Regions from separate parts of the Homo sapiens genome. Here all the other regions are linked to region 2. Evidence: chromatin loops called from intact Hi-C (ENCODE). Cell type or tissue: PC-3. All regions are shown on one strand.

Region 1 (8,000 bases), 120 kb after region 2:
TTAACTGTAATAAATCAGCAATATATTACTCAAAACACTTTTGACCACAAATCATCGTAACCAACTCAGACAAGCTTAGGCATTTTGTGATTCACATGACCAAATTGCTGAAAAGGAAGTCTTGCCCTAACAGGACTGGAGTGAGCTGGGGATTTAAGTACCACCAGGAGGCTCACTGGATCTCATCTTTTTATAAACTCACCATGGCTATGTCTACTAGGATGGAATCGTAGCCATTTGCAGTTTGGAGTACACATTTCACTAGCTTTGCTATCAGAGGAGCAGAAATATTTTGTTCTTTACTTCCAATTTTAAAACATCTAAAAAAAAAATACTGATGAGGCCAATTTGGGTGTTTTTCCCACTCCTATAGCCAGTGGGGATGGATAATATTGGCAGACTTCATTAGGATGAAAAGCGAAATAGCCACCCCTAAATGAGAGTAATTAGAAGAGTACTTGGCAATAGCAGTTGTCCATTATGTAATACAGACTGCCTGGGCTTGAATTCTAGCACAATTTCCTAACAGTATAACTGGGAAAAGTTACTTATCTTCTTAGTGCCTAAGTTGTCTCATACATAAAATGAGGTAATGATAGTAATTACCTCACAGACTCGTTGATTTAATAAGTGTAAAATTTTTAGAACAGAATTTTTAGAACCTGGGCCCTGTCATATCACACTTCTAAACTCTACTGAACAATGTGCAGCTCCATGCCTCTTGGCCATTGCCCATGTTATTCTGTCTCCCTGGAATACGCTTCCTTAAATCTGTCTGCCTGTTTTTCACTTACGTTTCATTTCAACATTAAAATATTTATACCCTTGACTTGGTAATATTCTAAATGATACAAAAAGGGGTCAATGATTCATGCAATTAAAAAAAAAAATTGTTCCTCTTAAGAGCTGAAATAAGAAGCAACCTTTTCCCTTTTTCCTGTTTACTTTTCTCCCATGCCTATGGTTGCTGTCTACAAAGCTTCCACAGATAAAGCTCCAGCCCACAACAAACTATCAGGCCTTGACTACACTCGTAAACTTCTCACTGGAACCTCCATGTTTATGACCCAAAAACCTCTCAAATACAATGCTTCCAAAATTGAACTCAGTCCTCCCACTATAACAGCTTTCTCTCAGCCTACACCAGTCCTAGTAAATGGAATCATGGCATCACCAACCTTTCAGTGGCTCCTACCATCCTGACCATCTCTATCGACAAATCTGTGGATATTCCTCAATATGGTCCCCACCTCCTCATGTCTCCTTCTGCTATCTTCATTCATGATGAGTGCTGTAGCCAGAGGGATCATTTTGAATAGAAGCATATTGTGTTTCTCCTTCGATTAAAACTGTTCTATAGCTTTCCTTGTTTTTAACATGAAATCCCATATTATTACCTTGGCATACGAAGTCTTACATGAAATGGCTTTTCTCACCTCTCCGTCTTCATCCCAAGCCATTTTTCTTATCACCAAACCCCTGCCAGTTTGTCCCACTTCACAATCATCCACTGTGCCAAGCAGCTTCCTGACTTGGGGTCTTTACTAGTGCTCTTTTTGTTGTTATTGTTGTTTTACTCAAGTCCTTTTTGTTGCTATTGTTGTTTTTTGTTGTTTTGCCTCAAACACTCTTTCCCTAGCTTCTAAAGTGGATAAATATCTCCACCCTCCAGACCCAGCAAACATGTCACTTTATTAGGAAACCATGCCTGACTCTCCATTGAAGAAATATTCTTTCCATTTTTTTTCATTCTTTCCATTTTTATGGTACCCTGTCTCCACTGTCATGCCCACATCAGAATTTTAATAAATTCATACTCTGACTAATCCCTTACTTTCTTTCCTCCTCTCTTTCCCATTAGTTCCCCTAAAGGCAGAAACTTTGTCTTATAAATGACTAAAATCCCATTTATTTGCAGGGCACCTGTCACACAACTGATATACAATAAATATTTTTAAATAAGTTAAGTGGCCAATGTTAGGTGAATGGGTAGGAAAATGATGGTAAATTCTTTCCTTGTAGTGTTCTGTGGCTGTGAAAAAGATATTCACTGAAAAGCACTAACACGAGAAAATCCAAACCACAAGTGTAAGTGAAAAATGCTAAACAAATTACACACATAGTATTTCAACTCTGGAAAAATGCACAGAAGGTAGATGTGGAAGGCAGAAAAATAATCCCCTCTCCAAAGATTTCCACATTCTAATCCTTGAAACCTGTGAATATATGAGATGGAAAGGGAAAATTAAGATTGCTAATCGGTTGACCTCAAAGTAAGGAGTTTGTCCTGGATTATCCGGTTAGGCCCAATGTAATTAAAAGTGTTCTTTCGGTGTGGAGAATGAGGCAGAAGGGTCAGATTCAGAGTGATGCAGCATGAAAAAAATTCAGTCAGCCATTGAAGGCTTTGAAGATAGAAGGGAAACACAGCCAAGAGACAGGGCAGCCTTTAGGGCTAGAAACAGCAATGAAATGGATTCGCCCACAGATCTTCCAGAAGGAATGCAGCCCTGTAGAGACCTAAATTTAACCCAGTGAGGCCCATTTTGGACTTCTGAATTCCAGAACAGTAAGATAAACATTTTTGTGGTCGCCAGCCATCAAGTTTGTGATATTTTGTTATAGCAACAACAGGAAACTAATACAATAGTTTACATGAGTATAGAAGAGTTCACTTTTTTTTTTTCCTTTCCAAATTTTGAATGGTTTGCGAGCAAGCTCTCTACAACTACCACTTTCTCTGATTTCCACCCTATTTTACCAGTATAGTTTGCAGCATTGGGCTTAAGACTGCCACATTTTTACTGAGCACATGAAATTAAAAGAAAAAAAAATCTGGGGAAACTATCTAACTTGCAAAGGCATGTTAAATGAAAATGTACACAGCAAATGTCCAGAAAAATATCCAGAGAAATTTTATACTTTTTCCTGCTGAAATGATAAATGAACACATTTTCGTCAGTTATATGAATATTACAAAAGAACTTTTAAAAATGTCTACATAGTTTGATGGCTTTTAGCACTGAGATACAGAAATAGCTCCCAGGATAATATTATTACCCTTTTACTATTTTATCCTCTTCTTATCCTTTTATAGTAGTCATAAAAATAAGCAGTGAAATTTGGAATCTGGGAAGCATGTTGTATTTCCCAAATGGAAAAGAAAAGGGAAATCCTCAATGGAAAAAAGTTTAATACCAGTATCGCCTAGATGCTTAAATTATCTTGAAATAAACTATGTGAAGAAAATACACACAGACACCTGGTGATATTTTTTACTTAGGAAAGCTTAAAGACAATAAACCTTTTAAGGTTAGTGAATTTACTGACAAGATTATAAAATGTACTCACTCTAGAATTATGCATTCCACAATAGCATTCTCAGTTCTACCATATTTTAAAGGGAGTGTAAATTCACTTTTGAAAGATTTGACATCTGAATTAGCACAGAACATAAACTTTCTTTATGAAGTTGACTTTAACAGAAATTGCAAAGCTTAATTTATACAGTATCTTCAATTACATGAATATTATGTTCTCAAATATTTCATATAATGCTATTTCTAAAGACTTCTCTATTTCCTGCTTTTTTTGCCCATGGTCAGCTCCTTGAAATTTCATAGATAGGATATTGATACCATATGAAAACCTATTACTGAATGGAGGAAATGATCTAGAGAGGACACCACCAAGAGCAAATGGAAAAATACTAGTACAAAGCATTCAAACAGGCTGGTTTTATTTCCCTGTAGCACCTTCTGGTGGCAAACACAGTATATTGCTGAATACTCTAGCACTGAAAGGAAGGATATCGCAAATATTATTGAGCACTTGAGATATTATTTAATAAACTGAATCCCCCCAAAGTGGCCTAAATATGTTTTTTAATTTTTTTGTTCCTCCAGTTATATATTCATAATATGAGCATATCAGGCAAGATAATTTGTAAGTTTCCTTCTAGAATTGAACATCTTTGAGTTAATTTATTTGCAGGCATTGAATGAAAGTTTTTTAACATTTCTATTCTCAGAAAAAAATACAGAAAAAGCATAATCAACTGATAGGTCTGTAAACAAATACATAAGTGCCCACATATATGGTCACAGCCAAAATTTTATATGAAAAATGCAATTTTTATAGAAATTTGTAATAGAGAATGTGGTATTATTTAGTATTAGTAATATCTAACATGTCTTGATACTTTACATGTGCATCTAGAATATGTTATATACTTTATCTCATTTATTTACACAGTAAACTAATGAGATAAGAGTTATCCCCATTTAATGGATGTAGAAAAGTAATAATTTATTTGGCATTTAAAATTAATGAATAGAAAAATACAAAAACTCAAATGTACTTTCATATTTTCAAGAACAAACGAATGAACACGCATATTCATCACTTTAAATCTCATATGTATGAAGCAATTCAACATGAAAAAGGCTTTTCACTATCCTGCAAGGACTTACTGTTTAAGTTGCAGAAGGTTGAAATAGAACAATTCTAATTAATGGGACCTATTATAATAGAGATATATGTAAAAAAAAAAAAAAAAAAAAAAAGTCAAGATTGCCAAGAAGAAACTCCTCGAAATCTGTGTGGAGACTCAGAAAGGGCATCAACTAACTATGGATCAGGATCTTCCAATTGACCCTCCTTTATTTTCATGACCAGTAAGCAAACAAGGTTGGCTCTGCACCCAGATTTCTGGCAGGGAGAAGGTGTGTGAACCAGAAGATTCAAGCCTTTCACAGCATGTCATAACTTGAAATGTATTTGTATCTGGGCAGAGATCCTATTTATTTTGTTTATCATTGGCTTCTTAATAGCCAGCAGAGTGCTGTTCACATAGCTTGACTAGTATCTGCTCAGTGGCTCCATGTAGTCTAAGCAGCATGCCAACCTCTTTAAGGAGGCTCATCATAATCCCTCCATAAATCAAATTTAAAAAAAAAAACTTTTCAATAACATTATTGTAAGAATTAATTATTATAGTTTTGCAAAACTGAAAAGTTGTTAAGGCATACAGAGATCTTCTCCTTGGTTTACTTTATTCGCAGTCACTTCTGTAAAATGTAGGGCTTAGTAAAGGAAAGAGGACTGAGGAAATGTTTGGTATATCACACCATCTCCCAGTACCATTGTCACTTCTACATGGAGAGAGCATGTGCTCTCTTTCTCTATGTCTCTGTCTCTCTGAATAGAGACACTATAAACATATTTTACAGAAAATTAATAACATAGTAGAAAAACATTTAGTAAAAACCCAAAAGGCAAAAAAAACTTGCAAAAATTACTATAGCTGATAACACAAAAGCTACAATCATGCCCCTCAAAAAATCATATTCAGAATGATAATCTGTAAACATTCACCTGAGCCTAACTTTACTGAGGTTTGTGCCAAGTATGTATGCATGAAGAAAAAGAAAAATCATTTCTAAAATTGGAGAGCTGAACTTCATGAGTGAGATTTTGGCTAGAAAACTGCTATCCTCATAAACACTGCATGATATCCAAGTAACAAGACAAAATTTCTATCAATAATGCCATAATATAAACATTTGGATTAATTCAAGAATAGTTCAGTTCATGCTTTTATTCCAATCATTTCCCTATATAAACAAAGCATGGAAACAGCCTGGACACTCTTCAAAAGACTCCAAAGAACTTAACAACCCATATAATAACATGATTTAACAAAATTTCTCCCAGACTGTAGAAGAATATTTTTTATTTTTTTCTATCACTGCAATTTACATGCAATCTGAATACTGCCCATTTTGTAAAATTACCACAACTAGGCCCATAATAATCAAAAGTTATTGCTAAACAGCTATACCAGCATAATGCTTTGTAAAAGCAAAGGCTTAAGTATCAAAAAGCTGAAAACTACCACACACAATATCAACAAGATTTTTATAGTACCTGTTGCTTTAACGTATAAATACACAGCATGTAGTTTTCCTGAAAGAGTATGAGTATATTAATTATAGAAAACCCTGAATTCATCTTTTCCTGAAAAAAGGATGATTATAATCCCTATCAAATAAAGTATGTTAGTCACAGCCCAGTACACAGTGTAGAAAATACTACCAAACACGATTGAATTCATTTTTATACCTTTCCTTCTACATAGAATTCCCATTCTAACAACCCAACAAGAGGATAAAGAAAAATATGCATCAAGTAAAAGGGTTGTTTGTGGGCTTCGTTGCTTTTTTCAGTTTAAACATTTGTTCAGCAGAAAATTGAGTTGGGGTTTTCAGTTCCATTGAAACACATGGAGCACACAGTTTATGACAGTTGGCTCAGTGTAAAATGACAATTCTTCTAGGTGTGCTATTTTTGAATTTCCTTCTGACAAAAACTATGAGTAGTATTGTGTGTTCCAGGTCTGGTTAGGGTTGGCTGTCCTGAATCAGAAAAGCCTATAAAGAGGCTTCTTGATTCAATTCATAGACTTTGGGATTTCAAATAATGACACATGTATTTTACCTCCCACAAATTACGTAAGGGCCACGAACTGCTCTAAATTCCTTGGGAAAATGTGCCATGTAAATTGCTACATTCCCATAGAGTACTTTCCAAAAATGGCTGTTTAGAAGCTTATATGACTCTCAGCATTACAGACCTTGAATTATTGTCTTAGTTATCTCAACATAAAAAATAAATTATGAAAATCACTAGTTTATAAGATAAATAACTGAGGCTATTCTTTTCACCTTTGATTATATTTCATGTTTTTATACCCATGTTCCTACCAAATATCTAGAACTAATTTAAGTGTAAAACATTTATATAAGTAATTGAATTTTCAGGTTCTCAGCATATCTTAAATGGCTATAAACACATTCAGATATATGAGAGAAGTAAGCCAAATACAAAGAAGAGCTAAAACAAAAAGGTTAATTACCCAGATTTTTCAATACGCTTTTTTTTTGCTGTGCTCATTATACTTAGGAAAAAGTAGTAACCAGTCAAAATGAACCAGCTGTACGAATTAGGTTGGTAAAAAACAACATCTACATCTTTTGGATCTGTCCTGTAGTTATTATATATAATAAATAACCTTAATTTGTTGTTTTACAGATTTACAATGCACTTACAAAGGTCCAGATGAATATTCGACAATATCCACACTTCATAAATGAAAGAATAGAGTTTCGGAGCTGTGAAATGAATAGTCCTAGCTTCTCAGCTTACCGTGGGTCCACTGGGTCCAGATATGGACTGTGGTCCTCTCACTCAATAGCACATGCTCCTCCGATTACCAGAAACAAAAATAAGCAAACAAATAAAAAACACAAACCATTCTAGAGCAGACTCAGACCACACTGCTGAGCTTATATCTATGGCCCTGAAGAATAAAAACTGATGTGCAGAATATCTCTGTTAATTAACATTTTAAGAATCATAGGCAGAAGTGATATTATCAACATGACAGAAGAGAAAGTCCCAGACCCTCCTTCCCTCCATGGACAATAGTACATGGACACACTCCCTTTGTGAGAAATCCAGAAACCAGTTAAGAGGCTCCTACACCTCAGTGAGCATGAAACCACTGCATCAAAGCTGGCAGAAAAACGTGTTGTACTCCCTGGCCATAGTTGCTTACTGGCTCCACATGGAACAAGTGGGAAAAACTCTCAGCTTCTTCCTAGAGAGGGAAAGAATTGGAGTTTGCATCTAACATTCTGGTTTTTGAGGATGCTGCCCAAGGGTCTGGTTATTCTATTTTGGAGTGCTGATGGGACTGGCATACTCTAGAAGCCAGGGAGTTGCTGAAAAGAATGGAGAGCTGAGCAGCATATGGCAGCTGCAGAGAACCTGTAGTACTTCAAACAGACACAAGAGGAAGAAAGAGAGTACAGTTTCCTGCAAAAAGAAGCCAGTAAATCCTTCTAATTGGAAATTTATGTGCACACTTCCTGAGAAGACACCCACAGAAAAACGCTTGAGTGGCCCCCAGAATCACTAGCCAGCTGATGGGTAAAGGC
Region 2 (8,000 bases):
CACCCAGTCAGAATAACAGAATTTTCAGAGTTTAAACTGTTATTTTGAAAATCAGTTATCCATTACCACACGTGAACTTTATAATGAGCAGGCCACATCTATCCCTACTCTCAAAAACTGCTTTTTATTTCCTAAGAGTCATCATTTTATTTATACTTTTGCTGTGATTTCCTAAATGAAGCTGTTGTTCAATTTCTGCTATTGTAGTAATAGTTCTTACTTCTCCAAGCTTAGTCCATGGGAATTACAAAATAGGCAGTAGCTAGGTCGTCTTTCTCATGTTTCTTAGCTCTAGTTATACTTTAGTCTCCTTATCTAAAAAGTGAAGATAACGGTAGTACACACGAAGACTAAATGAGAATGCATTTAAAGCACCTCTAACGGCATCTGGCAAGTACTACTTAATATTAATAAATGATAGCCAGTATTGTTAGTAGTCTTTCATGAAGTTACAGTAATATAGACACTGAAGCTGGTATTAGATAATGCTTTAAACATTCTAGGGAAAAATACAATTAGTTGTGAATTTTACCATATCATAATATATAAATTTATTATTCTTAAGTAGGAAGGAGTATGCATTTTTGAGATAATAGCATAGCATTTTTTGTTCCTGTTTCTTAGTTGATCTAAAGTTTCCCTAATCATTAAAATAACGACAATCATTATTACAAGAAGACAGAATTCAGTCTGTAACAAATAATTGATTGCTTAATATTATTGAAAATATTTTTAAGTTCATTGTGACAAAATAGTCTCAAAAGTTAGATTTCATTGAGCACAAAAGTGTTTTCCAAATTCAAGAACTTTTCTTTATCTATCAAATACAAAATCTTGGTTACCACAGCATACAGTGGCACTATTAACCACAATGCATAGGGTGCAAGATATATTTCAGAGAACCTGTGACAGTGAGGGTAAATAAAGGTTCAAATAGCAGTAAGGAAGCAAGGGGATTCAGAAGGGGTATTTCTAAAGATAAGATACAATTTGAATTCCTGAGAAAGAAGCTGGTGCCTCCATACCCTTGGGACTAGGCACAAGATTAACAGTTACATAAAAAAAATTCAAGATAGGTCAAAGAGCAGGGTGAAGGTTGAAAGAATTTGTGCCCCACTTCTCATTTGATAGCTGGGGGGATCAGAATGCAGGGGTGCTCCTTGCCAATATGGAATAGCCACAGCAGAGGAAAAATGATAAGACACAGTTAGGTAGATATGGCTTGAGACAGCGTATCCGATGTCTATGAATCCAAAAGTTCTTATGTGTCCCAGTGGTGCTATGCAGGAATGCTCTGAGGACTAGTATTCTAAGAGAGCTGGCATCAGGACAGGTGCAGAATATGAGCAATAGTTGCCAACAGAGGGTGTCCACATAGCCCAAGTCTCACAGCACATGTCCAGTGACCAGGCTGGATGGGGCCAACTCTGCAGAGACCAGCAAGGACCCAAAGAGTAGCAAGAAAACCAGAGACTTTTTTCTCCCTTCATCTGCCATTACCCTGAGGACACAAAAGCTTCCCTACACACACTGTATCCATCCATCTGAAGAAGCCATTTTAAAAATGAGAAAGAAAGAGAGAAACTTCATAGAAAAGGAAAAAAAGGTGCTGAAAAGAAATTTGACCTTGAAATTTACTAATCTTTTACTCTAATGAGGCTTTCTCAAACCAAAAGAAAATAGCTTAATTTAGGTTTCCCCCATCATCACCAACCTCCTTTGCAACCACCAGCAGCAGGAAAGGAGATTTGAAAGAAAGCAAGAAGAATATGTTACAGAAAATACTGAGTTACATTTTCTTGTACATTTGATAAGTATCCTGTCTGAAATCCCTGTAAGTAAAACATATAAATTACAATGCACTTGGCTGATTTACTATACTGCAACGGACTTATGATTACTTAGAGGAAGATCCATATCATACATCACCCTTGACAAGGAAAACTCTATTAACATCCATAAACCTACCCTGGCAATAGAGTATGGATATTGTTATTGAACAGAGGAATTTCACTAGTTACGTTCTGACAAGGAAATCAAAGAATGCCAAAAACACTTGTAAGTGTTGGAGGATGACTCAAACATGTTCCACCTCCTTACTGATTTTCTAGCACAAGGCTATGGCTGGCTTTCCATAATATTATGAGTCTTGAATTTTATGTTAAAGACATATTTATTTTTCTAAGCAGGTTTATTAGAGTAACCTAAGCAATAATTATCAATAAATGGGACGCTTAGGACACGGGCGTAGAATTTTATAGCCACTTTTTAAAATGCCATGGCTTTGAGATAACCCACTTCAATCTGCCGAGTCTTAATTTTAATCAGGTACAAAAAGGAGACACTTGTCTTAGAAGATCCTCCACTCTTTCTTCCACATTCAAAAGTCTATATTTGATGAGATAGGTTTGGAGACACACGTGACCACCATTGGATTGGGGTAGCATCGCTCAAGGTAGACTTAGTATACTCTGCTAAGGCCAAAATTATTAAGGTTTGGACTTTGGATCACTGATATATAGATTGAGCATTTCTTATCTAAAATTCTTGGGACCAGAAGTGCTTCTAATTTTGAGTTTTCTTTTCAGATTTTAGAATCTTTGCATATACATAATGAGGTATCTTGGGGATGGAAACTAAGTCTAAACAAGAAATTTATGTTTCATATACACTCTACGTTTAGCCTAAAGGTAATTTTTTCAGCAAATAATTTTGTGCATGAAACAAAGTTTTGACTGTGTTTTGACTACAACCCATCACCTGAAATCAGGTATGGAATTTTCCATGTGTGGTGTCATGTTGGCACCCAAAAAGTTTCAGATTTTGGAGAATTTCAGATTTTGAATTTTTGGATTATAAATACTCAACCTGCATAGAAATAGCATAGCTGGCATTTCTATCCAATAAATCATGAACAGTCTCTAGGATGGCTCTTTTTGCGATATAGACATGAAGTAAATCATGAGTCAAAGTAATACAATCATAAAAATAATTATTTTTTATTCAACACATATGTTTAAATCACTATTACATACAACACATTGTGTTTGGGAAGCTCAAGAGATATAAACATGAATCAAATCGGTTTCTCATTAAAGAAAGTTTAAAGAAATTTAATTAGAGTTTAAATAAATTTAATTTTAATTACATTGGGGGAAGCTTGAATGATTGCCAAGATTATGGCTATGCTCAGGAAGATTAGTTTGCCAACAATGTCTATGAAGGATTAGCCACCAAAATAAAAGAAAACATCACTATTATGCAGTAATTCCCAAAAGACTCAAAAGCTATGAACTATAAACTTTGACTGACTGGTAAACACAGCACATATCTCTTTCAAGTACATATGAAATTGCATGGAATCATATTGAAAATATTGATTTTTTTTAATCCTCATTAGGAGATTTCTCTGCTTTCACCTGGGTTTCTTCCTCCAAAAATAAAGAGCAATCATGAAATTTAAATCATTCAGTGTTCCAGTTCCTATGGCAAATGTAGCATATATCTTGTTCAACAGATAATAAGGCAGTTAACTCTTTATCCTGTATGCCACTGCCAGGATGGATAAACTGTTCCAAAGTTTAGTAAACTATGTGCTGTATTAAAAATGATATGAGCACATTATTCAATATTTGTAGTGGAGGATAAAGTTCCTGTGTGTCTCCAACTTGACTATATCCAGCAGAGAAAAGGTTTTGATTTATTTGGAGTAAAACACTTGGAATACAATAGAAGGGAGCAAGGACTTCTCATAGATTTTTCCCATTAAGCATTTTTGGGCAAGCCTTAGAAGTTACTCTGCAGGATGGATCTTATATTCATTCAGTGGCCTAGCTTTACAGCTAGTAGCAAAATTCATTGCCTTAACCCAGAGCAGTCTTGTTATTTTAACATGGCTGTTTCTATTTATAAAGTTACACAATCCAGTTGGTTCATTCTTCCTCCCTGTCTGAGACACAGTTTACAAAAAGAAACCACAGTCATTACAAAAATACATTGCCAGGAAATCCAAGTGTTGTTTTCTAGTGGAAACTGAAAGATCCACACCTTGACTTATGTCTTACTCATCCTAAATCACATCTTTGCAGCACTTTCTCCTGGCTAAAGAATGTGCTCTGAAGTTTTACTACGTTCATTAGAAGGCCATCTTTTATATTCTGACTATTCTTGTTGTGGTTTTATAGGTGTTCTGTAAATAAAAGTCTGCTGTACAACAGGAAGCACCCTCTGCCAAGTCTTTTGGAGAGAGTAGCAACACATCCACAAGAGAATCCAGGTGGCAAGACATTTGAACAAAAGGTTTACACAACAGCATTCAAAAGAAGAAAGTAAAAGACAAGACAGACATAGGAACTCATTCTAACTCTCCTTTCAGCCTCCTGGCAGCTGCACCAGCTGGATGTTCATACAGGTCAACATCGTGATAGAGTGCTATATATGGGAACTTTCCTCTGAAGGCTAAAACAAGCTACACATGCAGAGAACAAACACGGGGCTAAGACATCAGAGACTTTCTTGCAAGTCCTTGAAATATGAAATTTAATTAAAATTTAACTACCATTTGATCAAGGCTACAGAAGAGAAAGAAAAATAGTGGTGTTTGTAATACTTTGTGTAGCATCTTTGCTCATGCAGAATGAATGAGAAAATGTTATACAGAATTAATTGTAGATAAAGTCAGCACCTGGGGCACTCTCCATTTATTCTTCCTAGAAGGACTTCTTGCCTGTTGGATCCTCTGCCCTGTTGCTTTCAGTTGGATTTCATCTTCCCACCCTTTTCATTTTCTCAGCTTGATTCACATAGATCATACATAAGAGCTAAAGAAAATGTGTTTAGTGCCTGAGGGAATTCATTTTCTGCCTGGGATAACTAGACAAAATGTGATGCAATTCCTCCCCTGAATTTAAAATGTTTTGTTATCTTGAAGGCAATTTTCCTCATCCAATAAAAACAGAGAAGGAAAACGGGTGACCTTTAAAAACATATTTTTGAAATCGAAGATTCTCACACACAGAAATGCCTCTGATAATTTTGGGTGTAGACAGATGCTCTCTTCCTCTTTGTACTCCCCACACATTCTGTCAATGGCCTATTGTTAAAGTGTGGACTTTCTCCTAGACCACATCCTGTCTGTCTTACAGAGGAGAAGCATACTGTTGAAGTGAAAAGAAAGTCTTGATATCTGTGTGTAGTCTCTGAAGGTATAGAAAAAACAAATTCACTGCAGTACCTCAAGATATCATTATATTCAACTCAGGGCCCGTAAGATTTAGGTTGGAAATTTCCTGATGATGAACTCATGGAACTAAGACATGTTTGTTTTATTGACAAATCAAAGCTTTTTTCATAAAAGGAAAGTGTATTATTTTCATTGCCAACACTGGTTAAAAATGGTAGGAAAAAGGGATGAAGAGCAAATGTATATATTTGAACCTCATTGAAAAAAAATCATTCTCCTTTGAATAAAACCTCTGAAGAAGCTACTTCTAATTTGAAAAATTCCTGTTAAAGAAAGGACATTTCCCATTAAATCTGAAATAGATAATTGACAGCATCTAACAACGAATCCTTAATTTAACAAGGCAATAATATATTTAAAAATTGATAAATATGAGATCTCCAACTACTATAAAATTAGAACTAATAATTAGACTATTATAGAAAACTAGAATGAAATCAAGGAGAAAATCAAGGAAATTGGACTCATAACTCGAGTAACCAATCATCCCAGTTTGCCTGGGACTGAAGAATCTCCAAAACAAGACACTGCGCACTAAAATCAGCACAGTCTGAAGATAACCAGTACAGTTGGTCAGCCTATGTGATAACTCATTTATTCTTCCAACATTTTCGTATTTATCCTTCAAGAGATTTTTCTATTAGAATTATCTTCCTGCATATATTATCCTCACTATTTCTAAATACATTGCATTCATTCATTATGCAAACACAAAATGAATTAACTTTTAGAGAATAAACTCCTGACAGTGGATTCTCAGATAGTTCATACCTAAAGCAATAAACACAAAATCTGAATCTCTATTAATAGATTTTAATGGAGGAGGATCTGAAATTACAGACACTTTGTCATTTAGTATTGGATGTGTTTTTGGTTTTGGTGCTTATCAACTCTTGAGTGAATTCATTTCTCAGCTACATAAGCCTATCCCTTTCCTCTCCAATCTTCGTTCATCCGGAATTGGAGATATGACTCAGAGATCAGTAATCTTTATGTGCTTTTTGGAGTGCACTGCATTGTAAAGCTAGTATTTTGGTACACTTAATGTTTAAAGAATTAAACTAATCAGCCAGGCCCAGTGGCTCAAGCCTGTAATCCCAGCACTTTGGGAGGTTGAGGTGGGCAGATCACCTGATGTCAGGGGTTCGAGACCAGCCTGAGCAACATGGAGACACCCCGTCTCTACTAAAACTACAAAATTAGCTGGGCATGGTGGCATGTGCCTGTAATCCCCGCTACTTGGGAGGCTGAGGCAGGAGAATCACTTGAACCCAGGAGGCGGATGTTGCAGGGAGCCAAGATCGTGACATTGCACTCCAGTCTGGGCAACAAGAGTGAAACTCCATCTCAAAAAAAAAAAAAAAAAAAGTATTAGCCTAATCAAACTTAATGAAAATATGAAAAAATAGAAAACCTCTAAAAGATATCACTAATATCCAAAACTTCAATAGATGAGAAAATTTCTGTCTATTCCACATTGGTTTTTTAATTGACTTAAACATAGGAGGAAAAAACATTCAACAATGGTGAAGTAAAGCGTGATGATTTGTAGATATGCTTCTTTCTGCAATAAAATAAATAAAGTACTTGGGTTCTTTTAAGTGTTGTAGCAAAAATCTGAAATAAAGTCATTCAATATTAGGATGTTATAGGTTCTTAGTCAAAGTCCAAGAGCACATGGTCCTCTCTTCTAAAGGCAGTGCCAGACTGCACTGAGCCCCAATCTAAGCACAAACCCATCTGAGCTCTATCCCATAAATCACTACTAAGATTGTTTTTCTTCAAAACAAGACTGCCTGAATTTGGGAAGTGTATTTGTATTCCACAAGATTCCTTTTATTAAAATAGATGGATCCAGGAGCTATTGAATATCATATATATATATACACACATATACATATTTATACAAAACTGTGTGTAAATTTTTCTCGTTAGTTCTATGCTTATTGATATTCTAAAAAAAGAATAGCCTGTGCTAAAAATTGTGTGTTTGTAGGTCTCATTTGCTTCCAAAAATGATAGGTAATGTCTTAACGTTATTATGATGCTATAACAGTACGCTTTTATTTCTGGCTACAATTAAGTGAGGTTGCTATTCTTGTCCTAATCCCAAAGTCGAGAAAATTGAGTAAAAACATGCAAGATGACACAGTTGGAGTAAAGGACTCCAATTCAGGCCACCTGACTAGAAGTTTAGTGATTTCATATTAACTACTGCTGCTGTAATGCTGTATGCAACATATACTCTACATATTTAGACTACAGGATGAATAAGTATGCCCATGTATCATATGTAGGTATATGTATATGACTATATTCTTTCTGCCCAACGAAAAAATATTTAATAGAACCATTAAAATAAAAATTTAAAACAAGTCCATATAGAATGGAGGGATAAGGGGAGAAAATAATAATTAAAATCTGGAATAAAAATGTTAGTGAGAAATTTTTTATTTAAACTACATTGTATTATCCCTATAAACACAACTCAAAAAAATTTATTGCACACCTAGAAGCAAGTAAAGTTGTGACTCTCCTGACCAAATATTAGCTCATGCTTTGGGCATTGCTATGGTCTGAATGTGACCTTCAAATTCATATGTTGAAACTTAATCACCAATGTGATAGCTTTACAGGTTGGGCCTTTAAATGATGATTAAGTCATGAGGATGGAGCCCTCATAGATGGGAATAAGGCCCCTATAAAAGGGCTTGAAAGAGTGGGTTCATTCTCTTTTGGCCTTCTGCTGTGTGAAGAC
Region 3 (8,000 bases), 95 kb after region 2:
GGATTCTAGCAAGTTGAATGACTAAGAAGAATCTGTTTAGCATAAAGATAAAATCTACTATATATAATTTTTTAATGGCAAGGAATAGTTCAATAAATAACCCAGCTGAAATATATGAACTAAATATAGGTGGATATGGATATTGCATATCTCAGAATTACAAAGTAATTTCATACTTTAGTTATTAGAAACTATTTACTTTCAAATAAGAAAATTAAAAATAATTTAGAATCTCATTTTTAAAGCATGACTAAAATATTCCATCTCAAAAGAAAGTCAACTAATAATCTTTCTATAACCTTTAGCCATAAAATATAGAGTTAGGAATATTTCTTTTGCATATGACATTCCAGGCTCATAAACCACACAGTTCCTAAAGGAGCATGTCTTACTGACATCACTGAATATAACAAGAGAATGGCCAAGATAATCTAGACATTTCCAAGCACCCCTTCATTCCTATGTTCACAATAATGAGTAGGACAACAAACTGAGTAGAAAAATAAAAATACATCTCACTGAAAATAGGAGAAGGAATTAAAATTTGGAAAAAAAAAGTGTCAGTTAAATCAGCATGATATGCATAAACTGCAAATGCCATCTGAGCCATAGGCTAAAGCTTATTTATGCCTATGATTTTCAAATTTTCATAACCCTATTTCTATAAACACTTGCTTTTAATAACAATAATGATAACATTAATAATGATACTAAAAAAAGGCACAAGCATTAAAAAACTACCTGGTGGCGGTCTTTGTATATATTATATCATATAGTCCTCACTCACTTCTAGAAGGATGATACTTTTATTATCTTTATTTTTTAAAGAGAACAAAATGAGTACAAAAAGATAAGTGTAATTTGTGCCAAATAAGTGAAGTGTGAGGATTCAAAAGTTGATCTATTTCAAAGACCATGCTAAGTTAGTATTTTAGAACTTTTTCTGTGCTTTCCTACAGGACAATAAGATATTTAAAGTGACATCTTATCTTCAAATATTTCTTAAAATTATTTTGAATTCGACATTATTTTAACCATAGTCTCAGCTACTTGGAAGGTTGAGGTGGTAGGATCACTTGAGCCTGTCAGGTTGAGGCTGCAGTGAGCTGTGTTCACGCCACTGCACTCCACCCTGAGTGACAAGGCAAGACCCTGACGAAGAAAAGAAAAAGGAAAAGAAAGAAAGAGAGAAAGAAAATAAAGAAAAAGGAAAGAAAATAAAGGAAGAAAGAGAGAAAGAAAGAGAGAGAGTGGAAGGAAGGAAGGAAGGAAGGAAGGAAGGAAGGAAGGAAGGAAGGAGGGAGGGAGGGAGGGAGGGAGGGAGGGAGGAAAGGAAAGGAAAGGAAAGGAAAGGAAAGGAAAGGAAAGGAAAGGAAAGGAAAGGAAAGGAAAGGAAAGGCACAGGGAGGGAGGGAAAGAGAAAGGGAGGAAGGGAGGAAGGAAGGAAAAGAAAAAAGAAAAGAAAAGAAAAGAAGATCCCATCAACGTAAGCAGAGGGCTTTGTGCTCCCTGGTATCCCCAGCACACAGTTGGTACAGAGTAGGTATGAATGAGCAAAGAGGTCAAAATATATGTGGCCTCTATTAAATTAAAGTCATGTATTTCATTCATATCTTACAAGAGCCATATTAGAAAGCTATAAACTAGAAATTATTAATTGTGATTTAAGAGACCTGTGATCTGTATAAATTTCAGAAATAGTCTTTGTTGAGATTAAAAAAACAGTAAGCATAAGTGGTTTCAGGAACAAATGAAAAGACTAGAAATATGAAGATGGTGAGATTCATATGTATATGAAAATGTCCACCTGTAGGCTGAGCTTCATCACTAACTGAGAAAAGAAGGAAAATTAAATTATTCAGGTTTGGAATTGTTTTTAATTCAGCAAAAAAACTTTTCCCGATATTGATAAAAATTATTCAGAATATCATATTTAAATATTTTGATAAAAGATTTTCTATTCTTGCCAGCAATTATAAGTTTATTTTCTTCTTTCACAAATCATTACCTGACTATGTCCTTGGTTTTAGTATAAAACTGGAGCCAAATAACAGTATTATAAGGAATATGACTCTGGCAACACATCTATCCCAAGGCAGAGGAAAACAAAACCTGATAGAATCACTGGTCTTGTAAGACATCCAGGCAAAGTTTCGCATAAACAGCTAAGCCACTGGAAGCACAGCCAAAAGGAACATTAACATCTTCGTAAGATTTTCACAAAGTTTCACTAATACTAGTCAATGGGGCTGCCATTCTTTCTGCTTTAGTAGCAGCAAGAAACACAAAATTGTATTAAGAAACATGTTTTCTGCAGCTGTCCAAGTTTTAACGGGTAAGAATGAGAAATTCAACTAAACTCAAATTCTGGGCTATACAGAAATAGAGAACTATAATTCTATGCTGTGAATTGATAACATGAAAAGGGAAGACTAAGTAAAGCAGTCCTTCAGGAGCAATGAAGGTCACCATAATAAGCCAATGTGGGGAAATGGTAATAGCCATAGCTTGTGTTGGAGTGTAGCTTGAAGGGGACTTTGGACTTTCACATACATTGTTATCCCTTTCCCACCTTAGCATACAAGGGGAATTAAGCCAGTGAGTAATCCAATTAGTCTCATCAACACTGGCTCCATGTGACTGGGGCGTTGGTATTCCCTAATCTCATGCCAATATCAGCTTGAGGAGAGTGGAGCACCTGAGAGTAAATGGCCAAAATCGGAGCTCTAAATGGATGAGCTGGAAGAAAGGTTCGCTCATTATTATATGAAATTATGAGATGCCTGTGATTTCTTTGGAGAGGCTATTCAAAAATACGTATAAAATAACATCAGTAATACACCTAATTCATAATTTAAAAGTATTAATTATTTCTGAAACAAACTTGGGCATACCTAGCCTACCTTTTTCTATATGACAAGACTCAAGATAACAGTCAATTATGTGACATTTAATTGCACTAAAGGTAGCAGTCTGATTAATGTGAAGAAATTTAAATCTTTCTTAGTAAACCATGAGTAGAATGACAAAACATCTTTCATTCAATATTTTTGAACGTATTTCAACTTATCCTTTCCTCAGTAAGTACCAATAATCTTCATTTGTAAAACAATTTTGCATTAGACAGGAATTTTTCTTACAGAGACATAAATAGTACCACTTGATAAATGGTACCACTTGTGTGCCATTTCTTAAAAAGCAATGATTTCAGTGCTGTGGAACAATAGTGATGGGCTTCCCTACTTCCCCCTCCTTTTTCTACTGACTGTGGCAAGGGATAAGAGAGAATAAAACACCTCATTTTTAATGCTATCATCATTCTCAATATGACCTAACTAGTAAAAACTGCAAAATCAGCAGTAGATGTAGACCTAGGGATTGTCTTTAAGAAGAGAGATGGAGATAGAACACACATGTGCTGCATCCAAGAAGCTGTCATTAGATTTCGGGATGAAGGTGGCTTTTGGCTACTGCTAAGTTCAACAGTTGCTACTGCCCCACTTTTGACTGGTTATCTACTTTAAAAGAAGTGATTTAGAGGATATTTTAAAGGGAACATTTACTGTGAAAAACACAGTCATAAATTTCAATTGAAAAAAAATGCATTAGGTGCCTACAATGTGCAAGACAGGGTGCTCATGAGAATGGTAAGTAGTTTTCTTCACTGCGTAGATTCTAGACACTCAATAAATATGAATACATGGATTGATTTGGCAGGTAAAGTTTGTAGGAATTCTTTTTTACTTTCTATGTGTTGTCAGTTTCTTGCTGTACAATTTTTACAGAAGATGGTCTGAAAAGCTTCCAAAATATGGATGAACTGAGCTTACAAAACCTAAATTATTCATAAAATATGACTGAAGTTTCACAGCTTAGAGGTTTAGTAGCACCTTCAGGTCATGGAGTTCCTGTTCAGTTTACCTTATAAAAAGTCTAAGACTGTATCTTTGGCTTAGTAAGTTAGAACTATATGGTAATGAACCCAGAATGCCCAAAGCCTGCTCTTTAAAGAACCCTAACCTGACAGTCTCACCAAAAAGGGATGTAACCTGTGCATTCAATTTTATTGTCACGTAGTTGTATTTTTTGTGCATTCAATTTTGAGAGATGAGGAGGAGGAAGAGGAGCATGATACTCTGTCAGTCACTGTATTCAGTCGCTTGCCTTATTTAATTATTATAAGAGCTCTATAAAGTAGAGACTATTAATATCTCATTTTACAGTTGAGGAAAAAAAGGCTCAGTGAGGCTAAATAACCTGCCTAGACATATGAGTGGTAGGGCCAGGATTCAGACTCAGGTGGTCTGGTCTATACAGTAAGGAGTCAGTTCGGTAGAATTGCAGCAGTGAAAAGCCATTGGACTTGAGACTAGTATCTGTCCTGATTGCTCTGCATTCCAGCGTTCCATTAAACTGAGTGATTTTGATGTGTCTTCATCTGTTTTTATCTATAAACTAAGAAAAATGGACTCTCGGCTACTTTTATTTGTTAATAGCCGTGCCAACCCTGAACTCGTGGGTATTTGTACATTCAGGTAGTAGTTGCGTCCCTATAAAAGCGACACAAACATCCTGTCTATAGATCCCTTTAGAAAATGTCAAACAAATAGTTTCCTTCCCAGCTTCCATGTCAAAACAGAGTATGTTTTATGTTTTACACCAAAGACAGGATCCGTGCCAAGTTTAAATTAAGAACAAAAGTCAAAGTAATGGTGCATCAGTTGTGGGTTTGGCAATGGTAAGAAAAGATAGCCTCAAAGAAAACTCATACCTTTTATGGAAACCAAATATTGACCACAATTGGCACACAGAAAAGCGCACAGACAAACAAAACTGCTGGATAAACAAATCAAAATTACATAGGAAGCTGACACCCATTCTTTACAGTGGAAAACCAAAGATAAAAATGAGTCACCAATTTTATATTCTTGGAAAGGAGAAATATTCACCCATCTGGTAATATGTTTTAAAAAATATCTCCCTGAAGACATCTAATATTTCCAATATTTTCTTAAATAACAAACCAAGAATAACTTCAATGTGTTAATGTCACAGAACAACTGCGTATAAGCTCGGTTATGAAAGAAAAAAACTTCAATTGAACAATGTGTAAATTGTATTGTGTAATTTAAGAATACAAAATGTATATGCTCACATTGATATAATGCTTCTAGATTATAAAGGAACAATGTATGTATTAGTCCATTCTCATGCTGCTAATAAAGACATAACTGAGACTGGTTAATTTATAAAGGAAAGAGGTTTAATTGATTCACAGTTAGGCATGGCTGGGGGGGCCTCAGGAAATTTACCATCATGGTAGAAAGGGAAGCAAACACGTCCTTCTTCACATGGTGGAAGGAAGGAAAGTGAGTGAGTAAAAGGGGGAAAAGTCCCTTATAAAAACATCAGATATTGTGAGAACTCACTATCATGAGAACAGCATGAGGGTAACCGCCCCCATTATTCAATTACCTCCCACCAGATCTCTCCCAAATGTAGTTACGAGAACTACAATTCAAATGAGATTTGGGCAGGGACACAGCCAAACCATATCAATGTGTATAGGTAGATATGCCTAGGCAGGGGTAGATACTGGATTTGAGGAGAAAAAGAAGTCCTTTCAAAGATAGCTCTACGAAAAGAGGCTACAAAGAGGCTAGTATTTTTGAAGTAGAAAAGCTCATAAGAGTATAACCCATTAGTCAACTTTTTTGTGCCTTTTATTATCCAGCGTATGTTTACCTTGTCCTGACCAACACCAAACTCAACTTTCATATGCCTAAAGGATTCTAAAGAAATAGGACCAGTTCATTCAAACTAAGATCTATGTGTTTGTGAAACTATACATAACAAAACCCTTTAGCCCAACTCGTTAATAAACAAAACAAAAAGAGAAAAAGAAAATTCTCACAGTTAGTTGTGAGACTGCAGGAATCTATAGCAAATAAGAATAAGTCTTGTAGCCAGAGGCACCCTCATTTTCAATTCTAAGCAAATTATAGTTTTAAAAACTGCCATTCTGTTAGTTCCTAAAAACTTTGAAAATTGATTATCACTTGCTGTGAGTGCTACATTCTGCCTTTCTTAAATTATTTTTTGCCAGATTTGGAATAAAATCTATATGAAAGTATTTATCTTTCCCTTTTTAATGCTAACAGCATGACTTGCCATATGCTATTGTATCACTTGTCACTGTATACCACAATTATTAAAATCCACTTCAGACTTTAAATGGAGCCCTGAGATCCATTTGCTTTACAAGGCCCAGAAAGCCAAACAAGACAGTCATGTCCTATATCCCTCCCAGCTCTGTACTTACCCAGGGTTATCTTTCATATTTCTTTCTTTTTACTTTTTTTTTTTTAGAGACAGGGTCTCACTCTATTGCTCAGGTTGGAGTGCAATGGCTATTCCCAGGCATGATTAGAGCGCACTGCAGACTCAAACTCCTGACCTCAAACAATCCTCCTACCTCAGCCTTCCAAGCAGCTAGGACTACAAGTGCAAGCCAACAGAGGTTATGTTCTGTTCTTGTATTTTTGTTGTTGTTGTTTTGAGATGGAGTCTTGCTCTGTCACCCAGGCTGGAGTGCAGTGGCGTGATCTCAGCTCACTGCAACCTCTGCCTCCCAGGTTCAAAAGATTCTCCTGCATCAGCCTCCGGAGTAGCTGGGACTACAGGCACCCACCACCATGCCTGGCTAATTTTTTGTATTTTTAGTAGAGATGGGGTTTCACCATATTAGCCAGGATGGTCTTGATCTCCTGACCTTGTGATCCACCTGCCTTGGCCTCCCAAAGTGCTGGGATTACAGGCGTAAGCCACCGCACCTAGCCAACAGAGGTTATCTTTACTCCTTCCCATAATTTTCATTTATACTGTATTAAAATAACTTGGCATCTTTGACTTTATTGAACTGCAGAATCACCTGAAATATATCTCTCTAGCAGCAGCTGCCCATGACTTCCCAGGGGACTCAAGTCTACTCCTTAAAGCTTTAACTTGAAAGAAAAGAACTCTAGCATCTGTTACATTGGTAAATCAAATATTTTAGAAAACACCTGGTCAGCCTCTTTTAGACCCACTCTGATATATACAGCGAGCACTCTCTTAAAATATGGCCCAAAGACAGCAGCACAACCTGCTGGATGTGGTCTAAATATCACAGAATGCAACAAGTGCATGACTTCTTTTGATCTTTACTGTATTGCTATTATGCCTAAGGTTTTTATTTTTATTTTTAGCAGGCACTTCATATTTCTGGCTCATATTAAACTTATAGACATTAAAAAAAGCCTAGCTGAACCTTTTCAAAAAATATTTGTTATCAAGCTATATCTTCACTATCTTAAATTGTCTAAATAGATTTTAAAACATATTTACATTTAAATTCAGTCCCATAATTTTGATGCAACCCATCAACTCAGCAGATTAACTTTGTGTATGGCCTTTCCCATCCATCATATTAATACTCATTTTCATCTTTTTCTCATCTGTAACATCTTTTATAACTTCATCTAAGTTTTAATATTTTTAAATTGTTCTAAATGTTAAGCCCCATTACAGGGCTGAACCCTACTAGGTTTGATCCCTGAATATCTCAACGTAACAGAATCGTTAGAAATGTGACATTGCCCTTCCATATATAATGATATTTCTTTTTCTGTTCATTGGACTCTGTTCTCATTAGAAATGTAGTTCATATGAAGTAGTCCTTTATCATGTCTGTCACTGTTGAACAATAACACATCTTTCCAGTAGTTCTGGGTAAAACTAAGGTGGGAGAATCTTTCTCACTTCACTTGGTGGCATGCATAGCTCATTTCCAACAACGTGGATGGTTTCTAGTATGAGTTTGTACATCACACTTACCTTTTTTTCTCCCGCTTTGCAGAAGTATAATTGACAAATAAAATTGTATACATTTAACATGTGTAATGTAACGATTTAATTCACATATATATTGTGAAATGATTATACAGTTAGACATCACCTCA

What was found. Hi-C counts contacts between places; a loop is a spot of excess contacts. Peaks named below come from ENCODE experiments on the same cell type or tissue, not always from the same donor. Only the 100,000 strongest peaks of a DNase experiment are listed, where the experiment ranks them.
Region 1: it touches region 2 in a loop (2.5-fold over the local background); 5 of 110 quality-filtered maps call a loop at or near these places.
Region 3: it touches region 2 in a loop (5-fold over the local background); 3 of 110 quality-filtered maps call a loop at or near these places.

What each region holds. Positions count from the first base shown.
Region 1 is chr12:77,720,321-77,728,320 of GRCh38, reverse strand. It overlaps a transcript of NAV3 not described here. Among named protein-coding and RNA genes, the nearest start is that of NAV3, 110 kb to the left of the region's middle. In PC-3, CTCF peaks have their summits at 3,547, 3,753 (motif pointing left) and 7,867; no DNase peak of the experiment used is centred here.
Region 2 is chr12:77,844,262-77,852,261 of GRCh38, reverse strand. The region is part of intron 1 of NAV3 (neuron navigator 3); the gene reads right to left. Among named protein-coding and RNA genes, the nearest start is that of NAV3, 17 kb to the right of the region's middle. In PC-3, no CTCF peak of the experiment used is centred here; DNase peaks (open chromatin) are centred at 4,161 and 6,211; H3K27ac peaks cover 1,104 bases.
Region 3 is chr12:77,748,911-77,756,910 of GRCh38, reverse strand. It overlaps a transcript of NAV3 not described here. Among named protein-coding and RNA genes, the nearest start is that of NAV3, 78 kb to the left of the region's middle. In PC-3, no CTCF peak of the experiment used is centred here; a DNase peak (open chromatin) is centred at 4,760; H3K27me3 peaks cover 3,726 bases.